5 separate regions of the Homo sapiens genome follow, and all the other regions are linked to region 4. Evidence: chromatin contacts called from ENCODE Hi-C or POLR2A ChIA-PET data. All regions are on one chromosome and are shown on one strand. Each heading gives the region's core, a stretch centred on a gene start or an enhancer-like site at or near the end of the contact. The rest is flanking DNA. Distances are from core to core; before and after follow the strand shown.

Region 1 (2,700 bases), core at 61-2,560, 1.2 Mb after region 4:
TGCTCCTAAGGATGAAACAGCAAAGGCTGGCTCTAGAGAGACCCCCTTTGTAAGGGGTCTTACACGATTATTCATAAGGGGGTGGGAGAAGTGTTACTAGTAAGTATGTTCTGGGTGGTCCTCTAGGTGCACATGCGCAGTGGGTGTACAGGCTTGTTCATACATTGCATGTTTCATTAGCATCTTAAATTTCCACCCAGGGGCGTGTTTTTTACCAAGATAATGAGCAAAGGGTCAGTTTGAGGACAGGTGAAATCAAAATGCGCATGCTCCCTACAGGGGAAAGTCCCTACTGGAGAGCGCTCAGCTTGAATGAGCTCAATTACAATGCGAATGCTGGGGCTTACTGTGTTGACTGCGGTCACCACGGTTGCCGCGTCTCCAGGACACGGTCACTTCCTTGACTATCCCCGCCTCGCTTCCACCTGTAGCTTCCTTTTTTTTTTTTTTGAGACAGTCTCACTCTGTGGCCAGCCTGGAGTACAGTGGTGCGATGTCGGCTCACTGCAACCTCCGCCTCCTGGGTTCAAGCGATTCTCCTGTCTCAGCCTCCAGAGTAGCTGGGATTACAGGCGTCTGCCACCACGCCCGGGTAATTTTTTTGTATTTTTAGTCGAGACGGGGTTTCGCCATGTTGGCCAGGCTGGTCTCGAACTCCTGACCTCAGGTGATCCGCCCGCCTCGGCCTCCTAAAGTGCTGGGATTACAGGCGTGAGCCTCCGCGCCCGGCCGGTAAGCTTCCTCTTCTCTGCTCTCATCACCTGTACACGGGTTTTTTCCTCATGTCAACTCTGTGATGGACTGGAATGTTTTCTTCAGATGTGGGTAATTTAAAGGGGGCATTTTTACAAGAAACAAAAAAAACTCGGTTTGTTCGGAGGCAAGTTTTAAATCAGGGTTCATTTTTTAATATTGATGAATCCTTCAATAATTGTATGTTTACTGCTGCCCTTCGCGAGCCAGCCTGAGAAGCGCGGGCTCGACATCCCCGCGCGCCCCCGCCGCCCGCCCCCAAGGCCGGCGACGCTGGAGCACATGTCCTGAGGCCCAGGACCGTGGTCGGCCGCTTTCGCACATTCGTGGCCAGCAGAGGGCGCAGCCGGCCAGCCCCCGCAGCGAAAGATCCCCGAGTGCCGCGTCAGCGATCGCGCTCCTTGCCCTCGCCGCCTGCCAGCCGCCCTGAGTCAGCAAACCACAGAGAGGCGAGGACCTCCCATTTTCCTAGACAGAACAAGTGGGCGTTGGGGGTACGGGTGAGTGGCAAGAACAACCGACCCGGAAGCGAAACGAGGGGGAACTTCCGTTCTTTGTTCTGTCCCCGGTGTGTGGGTCTGTGACAGGGTCCAACAGGGCCTGGTCCGTGTCCGGTCCCCCAAATCTGTCGTCCCTGCCCCCAGGGTGAGTCCACGCGTCCCCGGGTCTCGCGGTGAGACGGAGGCTGTGGTCGCCGGGGAAGGGGGTGGTGTCTGTGCCACTGCGGCCCGCAGGGTCCCCCGGCCGGCCCGGAGCAGGGTTCGGGGAGGCGCCCCTCCGTCCCCTGCAGCCCGTCCTCTACTCCGCTTCCCCAGGGATCCCCCTAGCCTAGCGGGATCCTGCGTAGGGGTTAGTAATGGGGCTCCGGTTCTGGTTTTGTGACTTTAACGGCGACCCAGCTGGAGCGTTTAAAAGTTTCAGCAGAGCGGTAGGGGCGCCTCTCTCTTGAAAGCAGCTAATGACAGCGACCCTAACTTGGTATTTCTCCCAGACGTTTTTATTTGATGTTAACACAGTTATTCGCGCCCGTGGCAGGAGAGGAAGTTTATTTTTACGCAGCTGGGTCCAAGGATCAGAGAAATTCTGCTAAGCGTACGCAGTTAGCACGAGGGCTGGGAGTGGGTGCAGACGCCGATTCCAGGGGTAATCCTGCTGGAGCCCAGTGCATCGCGTGATACACCTGGCTCAGGCTCCGTTTTCAGTTGTATTAGATTCCTGGTTTGATCCTCTCTCCGGAAGTGGGATTGAATCCACATCGGTGTTTACACTCTGAAGGGCTTTTGTAAACTCCAGGAGAAGATAGCAGAGTGATGAACCTGAAACCGATGGGCTAATTAGAGGAACGAGCGTATTATTTTCTCCAGAAAAGACATCTGTGGAGAGTGGGCATCATTTGATTATACGTGTTTGATGGACAGTCGGGTGGAAGGAGAAGATTCTGTTATTGAAGCTCTTTTTTTAAAAAAATTAATTTTTATTTATTTTTGAGACTGTCTCTGGAGTGCAGTGGCGCGATCTCGGCTCACTGCAACCTCCGCCTCCCGGTTCAAGCGCTTCTCCTGCTTCAGCCTCCCGAGTGGTTGGGACTACAGGCGCCCGCCACCACCTCCGGCGAATTTTTTGTATTTTTAGTAGAGACGGGGTTCCGCCCTTTTGGCCAGGCTGGTCTGCAACTCCTGGCCTCAAGTGATCCACCTGCCTTGGCCTCCCAAAGTGTTGGGATTACAGGCGTTAGCCACCGCGCCCGGCCTTTTTTTTTTTTTTCCTTTTAAAATGTTTGTGTGTGTATTAAGGTCTTGCTCTGTTGCCCCCGGCTGGAGTGCCGTGGTGCCATCATGGCTCACCATAGCCTGGAACTCCTGGGCTCAAGTAATCCTCCCACCTCAGCCTCCTAAAGTGCTGGGGTTACAGGCGTGAGCCACTGCAGGTCGCCAGTCATTGAATTTC
Region 2 (2,808 bases), core at 66-2,565, 1.7 Mb after region 4:
CTTCACTGTGTTACAGCTCTTAAAGATGGCACGGACCCAAAGAGTGAGTAGCAGCAAGATTTATTGTGAAGAGCGAAAGAACAAACCTTCCACAGCATGGCAGAGCACTCCAGCCGGTTGCCTCCGCTGACTGGGGTGGGAGCTTTTAGTCTCTTATTTGTCCCCTCCCATGTCCGTTTCTGTCGTATCAGAACGCCCTTTTTTCCATCCTCCCTGCGATTGGCTGCTTTTAGAATCCTGCTGATTGGTCCATTTTACAGAGCGCTGATTGGTGCATTTTACAAACCTCTTGCTAGCTACAGAGCGCTGATTGGTGCATTTTTACAAACCTCTTGTAAGACAGAAAAGTTGTCCAAGTCCCCACTGGACCCAGGAAGTCCAACTAGCTTCACCTCTCACTGGGACTACAGGTGTGCACCACCACACCCAGCTAATTTTTTATTTTTTGTAGACATTGGGGTCTCCAATTCTTGGCTTCAAGCGATCTTCCCCCCTCAGCCTCCCAAAATGCTGGGATTACAGGCATACGCCACTGAGCCAGGCCAGGACACATCTTTGAGCCTCAATTTCCTCATCTTTTTTGTTTGTTTGTTAGGATCAAAGTCGTTAACATCTGATGTACATGGAAGCACTTAGTTTTAAAAAAAAAACAAAACTTTTTCCAACTGGGCGCAGCGGCTCACGCCTGTAATCCAGCACTTTGGGAGGCCGGGGCAGGCGGATCACGAGGTCAGGAGTTCCAGACCAGCCTGACCAACATGGTGAAACCCCATCTCTACTAAAATACAGAAAGTAGCCGGGCATGGTGGCGCGCGCCTGTAGTCCAAGCTACTCAGGAGGCTAAGACAGCCTGGCGACAGAGCGAGAGTCCGCCTGAAAAAAGAAAAAAAAACAACTTTGTCCAACCTGGGCAATATAATGAAACCCCATCCCCACAGAAAAATTAATAAACCGGGCGTGGTCGCGCGCACCTGTAGTCCTAGATACTTGGGAGGCTGAAGCTGGAGAATTGCTTGAACCCGGGAGACAGAAGTTGCAGTGAGCCGAAATCGCGCCACTGCAGTCCAGCCTGGGCGACAGAGCCAGACCCTGTCTATTTAATCCTGAAGGTTCCCGCCCTTGCCGGAGCTCGGCCACCGGCTCGGACGCCCGTATTTCCTCGGGATGCGGGAAACCGTCAAGACCCTCTGCGTCGGGCGGGGCTAGGACGATAAACCAGCGAGATGCACCTCACCCCATCAGGCGCCTAGAGAGGCCCCGGAAATGCAGGGAAAGGTGCCGCAAGGCCTCGATGACGCGCTTCCGGCACGGGATGTTTTCGGTTGTTTGACCGAGAGAGTTGTAGGCGCAAAGCTGAGGAAAGGAGAGTGTGGAGAGGGGCCTGGTGTGGTGGGGCCCGGTGTTTGGGACCGGAGGGTGTTGACGGCTGATGAGTTCCTTGGGTTTGCTCTTTCTTCACCTGAAAAGAAGACTCCAGGAAGGGCAGCACATGCCGGAGAAAGATGAATTCCAGCTTGACCGCCCAGAGGCGCGGCAGTGACGCCGAGTTGGGACCCTGGGTGATGGCTGCGAGGTCCAAGGACGCGGCGCCGTCCCAACGCGACGGACTTTTGCCCGTGAAAGTGGAGGAAGACTCACCCGGAAGTTGGGAGCCCAACTATCCCGCGGCTTCGCCGGACCCCGAAACTTCTCGACTGCACTTTAGGCAGCTGCGTTACCAGGAGGTGGCTGGACCGGAAGAGGCGCTGAGCCGGCTCCGAGAACTCTGTCGTCGGTGGCTGAGACCCGAGCTGCTCTCCAAGGAGCAGATCCTGGAGCTGCTGGTGCTGGAGCAGTTCCTCACCATCCTGCCCGAGGAGCTTCAAGCCTGGGTGCGAGAGCACTGCCCAGAGAGCGGGGAGGAGGCGGTGGCCGTGGTGCGGGCTCTGCAGCGAGCGCTCGATGGAACCTCATCCCAGGTGAGAAGCGAAAGGCCTGTTCTGGAGGTGGGAGTGTGGAAAATAGGCGTTTAGGGGTGCTCTGCGTTTCGGAACTTACTTCCTTATTACATTTCGTGTGAACATTGGGGTGTGTATGGACTTCCTTTCTGTAGGCCACAGTGACAGATCCATCCAGGAAATGACTTGTTATAGACCTCAGCATAAAGCGAACACGGATTACTGGTTTTCTTTCTTTTTCTTTTCTTTTTTTTTTTTTTCTTGTTGTTCTTGCTGTTGTTTGAGATGGAGTTTCACTCTTGTTGCCCAGGCTGGAGTGCAATGGCGCGATCTCGGCTCGCTGCAACCTCTGACTCCCGGGTTCAAGCGATTCTCCTGCCTCAGTCTCCCGAGTAGCTGGGATTACAGGCGCCCGCCACCACGCCCGGCTAATTTTTGTATTTTTAGTAGAGACGGGGTTTCACTGTGTTGGCCAGGCTGGTCTCGAACTCCTGACCTCAGGTGATCCGCCCGCCTCGGCCTCCCAAAATGCTGGGATTACAGGCGTGAGCCACCGCGCCCGGCCTTGTTTACTTTTAATCTGTATCATATTTCCATTCCCATACATCACAGTGATATAAGTTAAAGAAATATTTTGCTCCTACCTACCTCCAAAATTAGTGTAAATAGTCCACAGAAAGGCTTTTCAGGATTACAAGAGAATGTCAGCCTCTATCTCTGATCTCTCCAAACTCCCTTGTCGGTACAAGACTCAAGAAGAGTGTTAGTGCTGTACAGGGACAGCAGGTACTGAATGGGGCTCTTGTGTTGTTCCAGGGGATGGTGACTTTCGAGGACACGGCTGTGTCTCTAACCTGGGAGGAGTGGGAGC
Region 3 (2,700 bases), core at 149-2,648, 1.8 Mb after region 4:
AATTGTTTTGCGATTTTTTTTTAGCTCATGAGCTATTTTTAGTGTTTGTGTATTTTATGTGTAGTCCAAGACAATTCTTCTTCCAATGTGGCCCAGGGAAGCCAAGAGATTGGACACCCCTGCACTATATTTACTGAATGTGTTTGTGAAGGCTGTGCATCTGAATGTCAGACTTGCTAATGAAAAATTAAATGGAGTCCATGTTTTGGGTACGGCCCTAGGCCAACCACCCACAGCCATGTAAGGCATTTAAAATACATTGATTTCTCCCTTGAGTTCAGGAGTTGGAGACTGCAATGAGCTATGATGGCACCACTACACTCCACCCTGGGTGACAGAGCAAGACCCTGTCTCTCTTAAAAACAACAGGCCGGGCGTGGTGGCTCACACCTGTAAATCCCAGCACTTTGGGAGGCCGAGGCGGGCGGATCATGAGGTCAGGAGTTCAAGACCAGCCTGGCCAACATAGTGAAACCCAGTCTCCACTAAAAATACAAAAATTAGCCGGGCATGGTGGCGCGTGCCTGTAGTCCCCGCTACTCGAGAGGCTGAGGCAGGAGAATCGCTTGAACCCGGGAGTTGGAGGTTGCAGTGAGTCGAGATTGGCCCATTGTACTCCAAACTGGGCAACAGAGTAACACTTCGTCTCAAACACAACAGCAACAACAATTCCTTATTTCCCTGAAAAGTGTGCGCTGACCAGGAAAGAAGCTTTTTTCTCGTCCGCATGATAAACTGAACCAATCAGCTACAGATGCGAGGCTGATCCAGCTCGACTTACCCTAGAAGGAATGCAAGTTGATAATGGCCAATTACAATCAAGATCACTGCACTTCCTCATTTAGCTTTCCAAGCTGCCATTGGAACAATTTGCCAGCTGTTCCTCTGCATGCACAATAAACTCTTAAAACTTTAACTGGAGGGGACTGTTAACTTTTGACAAAATCCAAAATGCCGCTTCACAATCACGTGAACACCTTCCACTAACAACCACGGCTCATCTCCCACTCTAACAAAACCAAGTCCAGGCGTTCACCATCCATTCATTCTTCGGACTTTGCTCCTCTCGCTGCCGAAGACTTGACACCGCCAAAAATACTCAAAAGCTGGTGCCACAGGCCCCGAGAGCCGCCGCACAAACCCGGAGCGTCCCCTGCGAGCCGGGGGTGTGCGCAGTGGCCTACCCCCCGCACCCACGCCCCCCACAACACTCGTTTCCTTCTCCCCAAACCTGCTGACGGCTCCGAATCTCCGCCAAGCCGCCTCCACCAGGGGCTGGGCTCTCCTCTCGGGGTTCCCGGGCCTGACCCGAGGTCTGTCTGGTCCGCGCCCCTCGGCGAATCACCCCTTACCGGAGGAACAGACACAACCACTCTGGCAGCCTCAGAGCCTCTCGCTGGCTCCACCTGCGCGCGCCGAGCGAAGCGTCCCAGCCAGCGGCCCCTCTAGGACCGCGGAGGCTTCACGACTCTCTTGTCAGACAAAGAGAGTGGCGCCCGCGCGAGTGGGCCCGAACCAATCAACGGCCGCCCTCCCCGCCCAGGCCAATCAACGGCCGGAGACAGCACCGAGAGAGTCACGTGATGGACAGGGCCCCGCCCCTCCTGTTTAATCGTAACATAATTTAGAATTATTCTATGATTCAAGAGCGACACAATTCGTTTCTTTGGCTGTGTGTTTGTGGAGGGGAGTAAGGTTATCAGATAAAAGAAGAAAAATGGGCCAGGCGCGGTGGCTTACGCCTGTAATCCCAGCACTTTGGGAGGCAGAGGCCGGCGGATCAGGTCAAGAGATTTAGATCATCCTGGCCAACATGGTGAAACCCCTTCTCTACTAAAAATACAAAAAAATTGCCGGGCGCGGTGGCTCACGCCTGTAATCCCAGCACTCTGGGAGGCCGAGGCGGGTGGATCACCTGAGGTCGGGAGTTCGATACCAGCCTGACCAACAATGGAGAAACCCGTCTCTACTAAAAATACAAATAAAATTAGCCGGGCATGGTGGTGCCTGCCTGTAACCCCGGCTACTCGGGAGGCTGAGGCAGGAGAAGCGCTTGAACCCGGGAGGCGGAGGTTGCGGTGAGCCGAGATTGCGCCACCGCACTCCAGCCTGGGTGACAGAGCGAGACTCCGTCTCAAAAAAAAAAAAAAAAAAAAAAAAATTAGCTGGGCATGGTGGCGGCGTGCCTGTAGTGCCAGCTACTCGGGAGGCTGAGGCAGGAGAATCACTTGAACTCGGGAGGCGGAGCTTGCAGTGAGCCGAGATCCCACCACTGCACTCCAGACTGGCGACAGAGCGAGACTCTGTCTCAAAAAAAAAAAAAAGAATATTAGATCTTAATTAAAAGGATAATTGTGTGGCTTATGTAAATTACCCCCAAAATACAGTTTTAATGTGAGTAAGGGGTTAATTTTTTTTCTTTTTTTTTTGAGACAGTCTCGCTCTCGCCCAGGCTGGAGTGCAGTGGCGCGATCTCGGCTCACTGCAAGCTCCGCCTCCCGGGTTCACGCCATTCTCCTGCGTCAGCCTCCTGAGTAGCTGGGACTACAGGCGCCCGCTACCACTCCCGGCTAATTTTTTTTGTGTGTGTGTTTTTAGTAGAGACGGGGTTTCACCATTTTGGCCAGGCTGGTCTCGAACTCCTGACCTCAAGTGATCCGCCTGCCTTGGCCTCCCAAGTTTTGTTTGTTTTTTATTTCT
Region 4 (2,789 bases), core at 34-2,533:
CTGGGCCACAGAATGAGACCCTGTCTCTAAAAAATAATAAAAATTAAAGGGGCTTTGCAAACGCGGAAGGTGTCTGGATGATTATCCCCTGCATGTGCAGTGCCTTGTTTACAATTAATTTGCTTTTTCCGTGTTTATTCAACAAATATTTATTGAGCCCTCACTCTCTGCCAAGCCCTGTGCTAGATGCTGGATAAGCAAGGTAAGTCTCTGCCCTCAAGGAACTTACACTCCAATGTGACTCAAGGGGAAAAGAATTTGAAAGTTGCTACTTACCCAGTCCCCTCACTGCACAGAAACTGAAGCCAGAGGTGTCCACACCTTTCTCCTTCCCATGCTCTGATAGCTCCTCACTGCTAAGCTCCCCATTGCCCGTGACCCCATGTGGCAGGTTTCCCGCCTGGGGTGCACTCCCAAAATGGTTTATGTAAATAATATTGAAAATTGGACCTTCTCTGCCAATAATGGGGCCGTTGCTTTTTGAAAAACTTCCCGTTGATAGTGTCTCCTATGACTACCCCTGTGTGGCTGTGTGGTTTACAGATCCAGTTGCCTCTGCTCTTGCATTGTGAGAGTCAGCAGAGGCCCAAGAAACCCCGATACTAGTTTGCTGCTGTTGGTGGGTTTTTTGAGACAAGGTCTCTGTCGCTCAAGCTGGAGTGCAGTGGCGCGATAACTCACTGCAGCCTCGAACTCCCGGACTCAAGCGATCCTCCTGCCTCAGCCGCCCCAGTAGCTGGGAGTACAGGTGCACGCCACCACGCCGGTTGATTTTTTTAAAAATTTTGTAGAGATAGGGTCTCGCTATGTTGCTCAGGCTGGTCTTGAACTCCTGGCCTCCAGCGATCTTCCCGCCGCGGCCTCCCAAGTTGTTGGGCTTCGGACGTGAGCTACGCGCCGGGCTCCCGGTTCTAGTTAAGATTTTGTTGCAGGCGATGAATAGTCACGTGGCCTCCAAGGTCCTAGATTTCTGAGGGGCGTCAGCTTGGCACCCTAATGTACTGTGATCTCTGGTCAGCTACCCACCCTCTTTTTGCTGTTTTCATCCTGGGGGCTAACCGCCAAGACATGGCCTCCAGTTTCCCTAGGGAAGCCTCCACAGAGGAAGGCACCGGCTGAGGCACCTGGGAAGACCAACCTGGGGAAGGTCTCCCTGCGCGCAGTCTGCGGGCTGGAGGGACCGGCCGAGCCTGCGCACTAGCGCCCCGCCGGCGCTGCTGAACTGAGAGGAAGGGGCGGGGCGTCGCCAGGTCGTGCCAGCATCCGCCGGACGCCGGAAGTGGTTCTCCGCCCCTGCCACTGGGCCATGGAGACTGTGGCACAGTAGACTGTAGTGTGAGGCTCGCGGGGGCAGTGGCCATGGAGGCCGTGCTGAACGAGCTGGTGTCTGTGGAGGACCTGCTGGTGAGGCCTGGCCCGGACAGAGGGAAAGGGAAGGTCGGAGGGCGGGTCCTGAGGAGAGTCAGGTAGGGGCCGAACCCTCCTCCCGGCATCGGCTTGGCCGAGGGAAGCCGAACTACGGCTCCCGGCAGCCTCCACAGCGCCTGGCTCCTGCCCGGAGGGCCTGCTATGCCGCAGAGGCTCCTGGGAGTTGTAGTGTCCTGAGCCCCCCACACCTCAGACTACGGGCCTGGAGCCCGACCGTGGTTAGACTGACGGGATCTGGGATCATGCAGGAGCTGTGAGCTCAGGGCGCTCCTCCAGCGGTGGAGGAATACAGTGACCATCATAAGGTGTCACCTATTACTGCGTCCGGCACGGTGCTAAGGCATCGCATGCCAGATCTCAGTCTTTGTAGCTCTAGGAGGTAGGCACTACTTCTATTCCTGGACAATAAAAGGTCCAGGCCCGGCAGGGTGGGGCAGGATGGGGCCAGCAGCCTCAAATGAGGACCGCGTGGGCTGTTGAGCAGTTCTGACAGCGTGTTTACTGTTCGGCCGCCGGGGTCAGCTGCTCCGGGAGCGGTGCCTGGAGCTGCCACCAGGTGGCATCTCCGCTCGGTACCGCCGCGGGGAGGGGAGACCGGGGGCCTCTGTCCCAAGAGCTGGCCCGCAGGCCCGGAGGAGCCGAAAGCCTGGGTCCCGGGCATGGAGATAGCAGAAGCTGGGGTGCCAGATACCGAGACCTGCGAGGGAAAGGGGCAGAGCCAGGGAGATGGCATGTCCAGATAGAGAATGGTTGACGCCCTACATTTCTAAATGATTCCTTTCCTCCCCTGTGGCAGAAGTTTGAAAAGAAATTTCAGTCTGAGAAGGCAGCAGGCTCGGTGTCCAAGAGCACGCAGTTTGAGTACGCCTGGTGCCTGGTGCGGAGCAAGTACAATGATGACATCCGTAAAGGCATCGTGCTGCTCGAGGGTGAGGCGCTGTACTCTCCCTTTCCCGCTGCCATCTGGGCTGCTCTGCGATGTGGGCCCCGTAGTCCAGGCACCTCTGAGTTGTCTCCGGTAGATTTACTGCACCAAGGGCTATACTTAGCTTGACGTCTCCCAGTGAACTTTTGGCTACTTACCGCCCACCATTGTTTTGCCAGACAGAGTGTAGCATGTCAGTTCCCCCAGGACTGTCTTGATCTGGGAAAGTGACTTGAGGTCACCCAACTAATCAGTTAATGGCTGAATTGGGACTAGAAGCTCCTGTTTTGTGAGACCTAGGCCCATGCCCTTCCCCCCAACACCACCACCGTGTTGCTTAGCAGCTATTGAGAATCTTTTGTGGCATGGAAGAGGTACAGAGGACTGTCCTACAAAATTGTGAGCAGATAGTGCTTTTTGTTTTTTGTTTTTGTTT
Region 5 (2,700 bases), core at 13-2,512, 1.1 Mb after region 4:
GAGAAGAGAGGCGTTAAAAAAAGGGAGGTGGAGTGATCAGAACCCAGGAGACCTGAGCTCGGATCCCGATGCCTCTTACTAGTCACAACAGCAGTGCCTTTGGGAGATACATGACATATGCCTGGGCCCAGCTTCCCAATGTGGAAAGGGGGTTAATTACACTAACTACCCCGAGTTGCTGAGGATGGAGTCACGCAGGGAGCTGGGCCTGGTGTGTTGCTGGCGCCCATTGACTCTTTTTTTTTTTTTCCCCACCCCCACCTACCCCGAGAGGGAGTCTCGCTCTGTCTCCCAGGCTGGAGTGCGGTGTCCGGATCTCGGCTCACTGCAACCTCTGCCTCTTGGATTCAAGCGATTCTCAAGCCTCAGCTTCCCGAGTAGATGGGATTACAGGCGCCCGCCACCACGCCCAGCTATGTTTTTTTTTTTTTTGTATTTTTAGTAGAGGCGGAGTTTCACCATGTTGGCCAGGCTGATTTCGAACTCCTGACCTCAGGTGATCCGCCCGCCTCGGTCTCCCAAAGTGCTGGGATTACAGGCGTGAGCCACCGCGCCGGGCCTCACGTTAGCTTTATTTGGCGGAATGCACCCCCCAAGTGGAATCTACCAATGAACCAGTCCTGGGAGGGAGCTGGCGCCCACCCGGCCCGACGGGACCCCGCTCCTCACCCGCCTCCCGCCACTGGTTACCATGACAACCGGGGACTCGTCTCCTGGCAGTCCCGTCAGCTTCCGGTAGAAGAGCTCGGCCACATCCCGGCCGCCACTGTCCCCGCGGACTGGCGGGTGGAAGGACTCAGTGAAGGATCCTGCGACACAGGCTGGCCCTGGGCGCCCCTCCCGCCCGGCCCCTCCGCCCCTTCCCAGCCCCAAGGGTCTAGGATACAGTCTTTGTAGATGAGCGGGTCCCCCTTGGAGGACAGAATGAAGAATTGGGAAATCATGGCCGTTCTGGAGAGTAGACAAGAAGACGGCGAAAGTCGGGCCTGCCCCGCCCTGCGGCCCCGGAACAAAAGAACGCGTGTGCGCTGGCCCTTTAAGAGCGATTCTCCTCCGCCCGCGCCAGCTCGGACCGCGGGAAACCCGGCGCCTGCACTACCCCGCCCGGAGATTCCCTTCCGACGCCCGCACCGCCTCCCCGTCACTCATTCTAGGCCCGCACGGTGATTGGCTTGCGGCTAGCGGGAGGTGAAGAAGGCCGCCTTGTCCGATTGGCCCGCACGCAGTGGCGCCGGTCACGTGGGGGGCGACGTTTCGCGCCAATTTCGGTTGGCCGGCCACAGTCCACCGCGCGGAGATTCTCAGCTTCCCCAGGAGCAAGACCTCTGAGCCCGCCAAGCGCGGCCGCACGGCCCTCGGCAGCGATGGCACTGAAGGACTACGCGCTAGAGAAGGGTACGGGTCTACGAGCCCGGGAGGGCGTCCTGCGCGGGGAGCCTCCCGGGGAACACCTGTTGGTGTGAGCTGGGGTCTTGGGGGACCGGGGTCGGCGGGTTCTGGGGTGCGCGAGGCCAGAGGCAGGGTCGAGCTGCGGCCTGGCTAAGGCCCACGGGGCCTGGGAAGCGTGCGGGGGGCCATCGATGTTGAAGAAAAGCTAGTAATCCCACCTGGTAAAGGTGTTAGGGTCGTGGGGTTGGGGGCTTGGGGGCGCGCTAACCCGGCTGGGGGCTGCACAGGGAAAAGTCGCGCCCAGGACCTCAGGAGAGTCTTAAGGGCTCTGGGCTCCCGTGCCCGCTTTCCTTCGCGCTTTTGGGCATTCCCAGGTTCCCGCGCCCTCCCCAGGCGCGCGTAGGCCCCGGGGGCGGGCAGGCCGGGGCCGCTGCGCGCCGGGATTGGCCGTTTGAGGCCGCCCTCCGAGCGGAAGTGGAGCCGGGCGGAAGTGGCGCGAGGAGGCTGGAGGGAGTGTCGTGTAAACAGTGTCCTTCCGCGCGGCGGCCGCGGAGAGAGCTGCGGCCCGGGGGGGCGTGCCTGGGATCCGGAGCTTCGCTCGGGCCCGGGAAAGGCGGCAGTGGGCTGGGATCGCGGTGTCTCTGGGTGTGATGGCCAATGGCTGGACTGGCTCCCGCCCTGGGCGGAGGAATCCCGAGCTGTGAAGCGGCTGGAATCCGGGCCCATGTGCTTCTTTGTTTACTAAGAGCGGAAGCGATGGCGGGAGCGGGGGTGGGGTGCGGTGGCGGGGTGCGGTGGCGGAGGTCCCGGTGAAATCAGGGGCTAAGGGGACCCAAAGAAGGCGGGGGATCATAGGGGTGGAAAGAAAGCTGAGAACCTTGAGACCGGAGTGTGAGGGGCCAACGGGGAAGGGCGCTAGAATTTTAAACTAAAGTAGGGACCGGAATTCCCCTGGGGAGATGTTGGATGGCCCTGTGCACTGCCACGGGCTCTTTATTCTTCGCTGGTTAGAAACAGACTTGTGAAAAAGAGTTATGCCCACTTTGGGGAGACTTCGGTAGGTTTATTTAAATGCTCATATTATTAATTAGTTCATAGGTCGTGTTTTAAGCGAAAATGGGTATCTAAGATTTGTCTTAAAGTTTGTGTCTTACGGTTTTACATTTCATGTTACAGAAAAGGTTAAGAAGTTCTTACAAGAGTTCTACCAGGATGATGAACTCGGGAAGAAGCAGTTCAAGTATGGGAACCAGTTGGTAAGTCTAAGATTGGGTAAAGGGAATGGGGAGCGGGGTGCTTAAGGAGCCATAA

Evidence for each region. Hi-C counts contacts between places; a loop is a spot of excess contacts on that map. ChIA-PET counts read pairs that join two places held with the same protein, here RNA polymerase II (POLR2A). Pooled maps may share reads with other maps.
Region 1: a pooled map shows a loop between it and region 4 (8-fold over the local background). The contact joins the promoter of ZNF3 here to the promoter of FIS1 in region 4. A Hi-C loop is called at or near these places in 2 of 168 maps with a recorded cell type or tissue (CD8-positive, alpha-beta T cell and naive thymus-derived CD4-positive, alpha-beta T cell), 1 of 37 single-sample maps with no recorded cell type and 8 of 50 pooled maps. POLR2A ChIA-PET finds 5 or more read pairs at or near these places in 2 of 52 experiments (B cell and OCI-LY7).
Region 2: a loop to region 4 is called in a pooled map, with 12 times the contacts of the local background. The contact joins the promoter of ZNF394 here to the promoter of FIS1 in region 4. A Hi-C loop is called at or near these places in 1 of 37 single-sample maps with no recorded cell type and 10 of 50 pooled maps. POLR2A ChIA-PET finds 5 or more read pairs at or near these places in 2 of 52 experiments (H1 and PC-9).
Region 3: a pooled map shows a loop between it and region 4 (8-fold over the local background). The contact joins the promoter of ZNF789 here to the promoter of FIS1 in region 4. A Hi-C loop is called at or near these places in 1 of 168 maps with a recorded cell type or tissue (CD8-positive, alpha-beta T cell), 1 of 37 single-sample maps with no recorded cell type and 8 of 50 pooled maps.
Region 5: a map of naive thymus-derived CD4-positive, alpha-beta T cell shows a loop between it and region 4 (10-fold over the local background). The contact joins the promoter of MCM7 here to the promoter of FIS1 in region 4. A Hi-C loop is called at or near these places in 1 of 168 maps with a recorded cell type or tissue (naive thymus-derived CD4-positive, alpha-beta T cell) and 7 of 50 pooled maps. POLR2A ChIA-PET finds 5 or more read pairs at or near these places in 1 of 52 experiments (OCI-LY7).

What each region holds. Positions count from the first base shown.
Region 1 is chr7:100,080,333-100,083,032 of GRCh38, reverse strand. It overlaps ZNF3 (zinc finger protein 3), which reads left to right and starts at 1,310. Exons shown (of 6, transcript NM_032924.5): 1 at 1,310-1,398. RefSeq lists a silencer at 902-981 and enhancers at 84-1,065, 1,222-1,371.
Region 2 is chr7:99,498,788-99,501,595 of GRCh38, reverse strand. ZNF394 (zinc finger protein 394) reads left to right here and starts at 1,315. Exons shown (of 3, transcript NM_032164.4): 1 at 1,315-1,958; 2 at 2,754-2,808. The coding sequence starts at 1,503. RefSeq lists enhancers at 1,705-1,984, 2,207-2,808.
Region 3 is chr7:99,471,588-99,474,287 of GRCh38, reverse strand. ZNF789 (zinc finger protein 789) reads right to left here and starts at 1,398. Exons shown (of 5, transcript NM_213603.3): 1 at 1,232-1,398. RefSeq lists enhancers at 1,109-1,398, 1,689-1,778, 1,999-2,158.
Region 4 is chr7:101,243,575-101,246,363 of GRCh38, reverse strand. It overlaps FIS1 (fission, mitochondrial 1), which reads left to right and starts at 1,283. Exons shown (of 5, transcript NM_016068.3): 1 at 1,283-1,404; 2 at 2,225-2,357. The coding sequence starts at 1,360. RefSeq lists enhancers at 1,260-1,499, 1,590-1,639.
Region 5 is chr7:100,099,959-100,102,658 of GRCh38, reverse strand. MCM7 (minichromosome maintenance complex component 7) reads left to right here and starts at 1,262. Exons shown (of 15, transcript NM_005916.5): 1 at 1,262-1,395; 2 at 2,566-2,645. The coding sequence starts at 1,365. AP4M1 (adaptor related protein complex 4 subunit mu 1) reads right to left here and starts at 1,016. Exons shown (of 15, transcript NM_004722.4): 1 at 887-1,016; 2 at 691-779. The coding sequence starts at 944. RefSeq lists enhancers at 938-987, 1,010-1,562, 1,908-2,067 and a silencer at 1,698-1,797.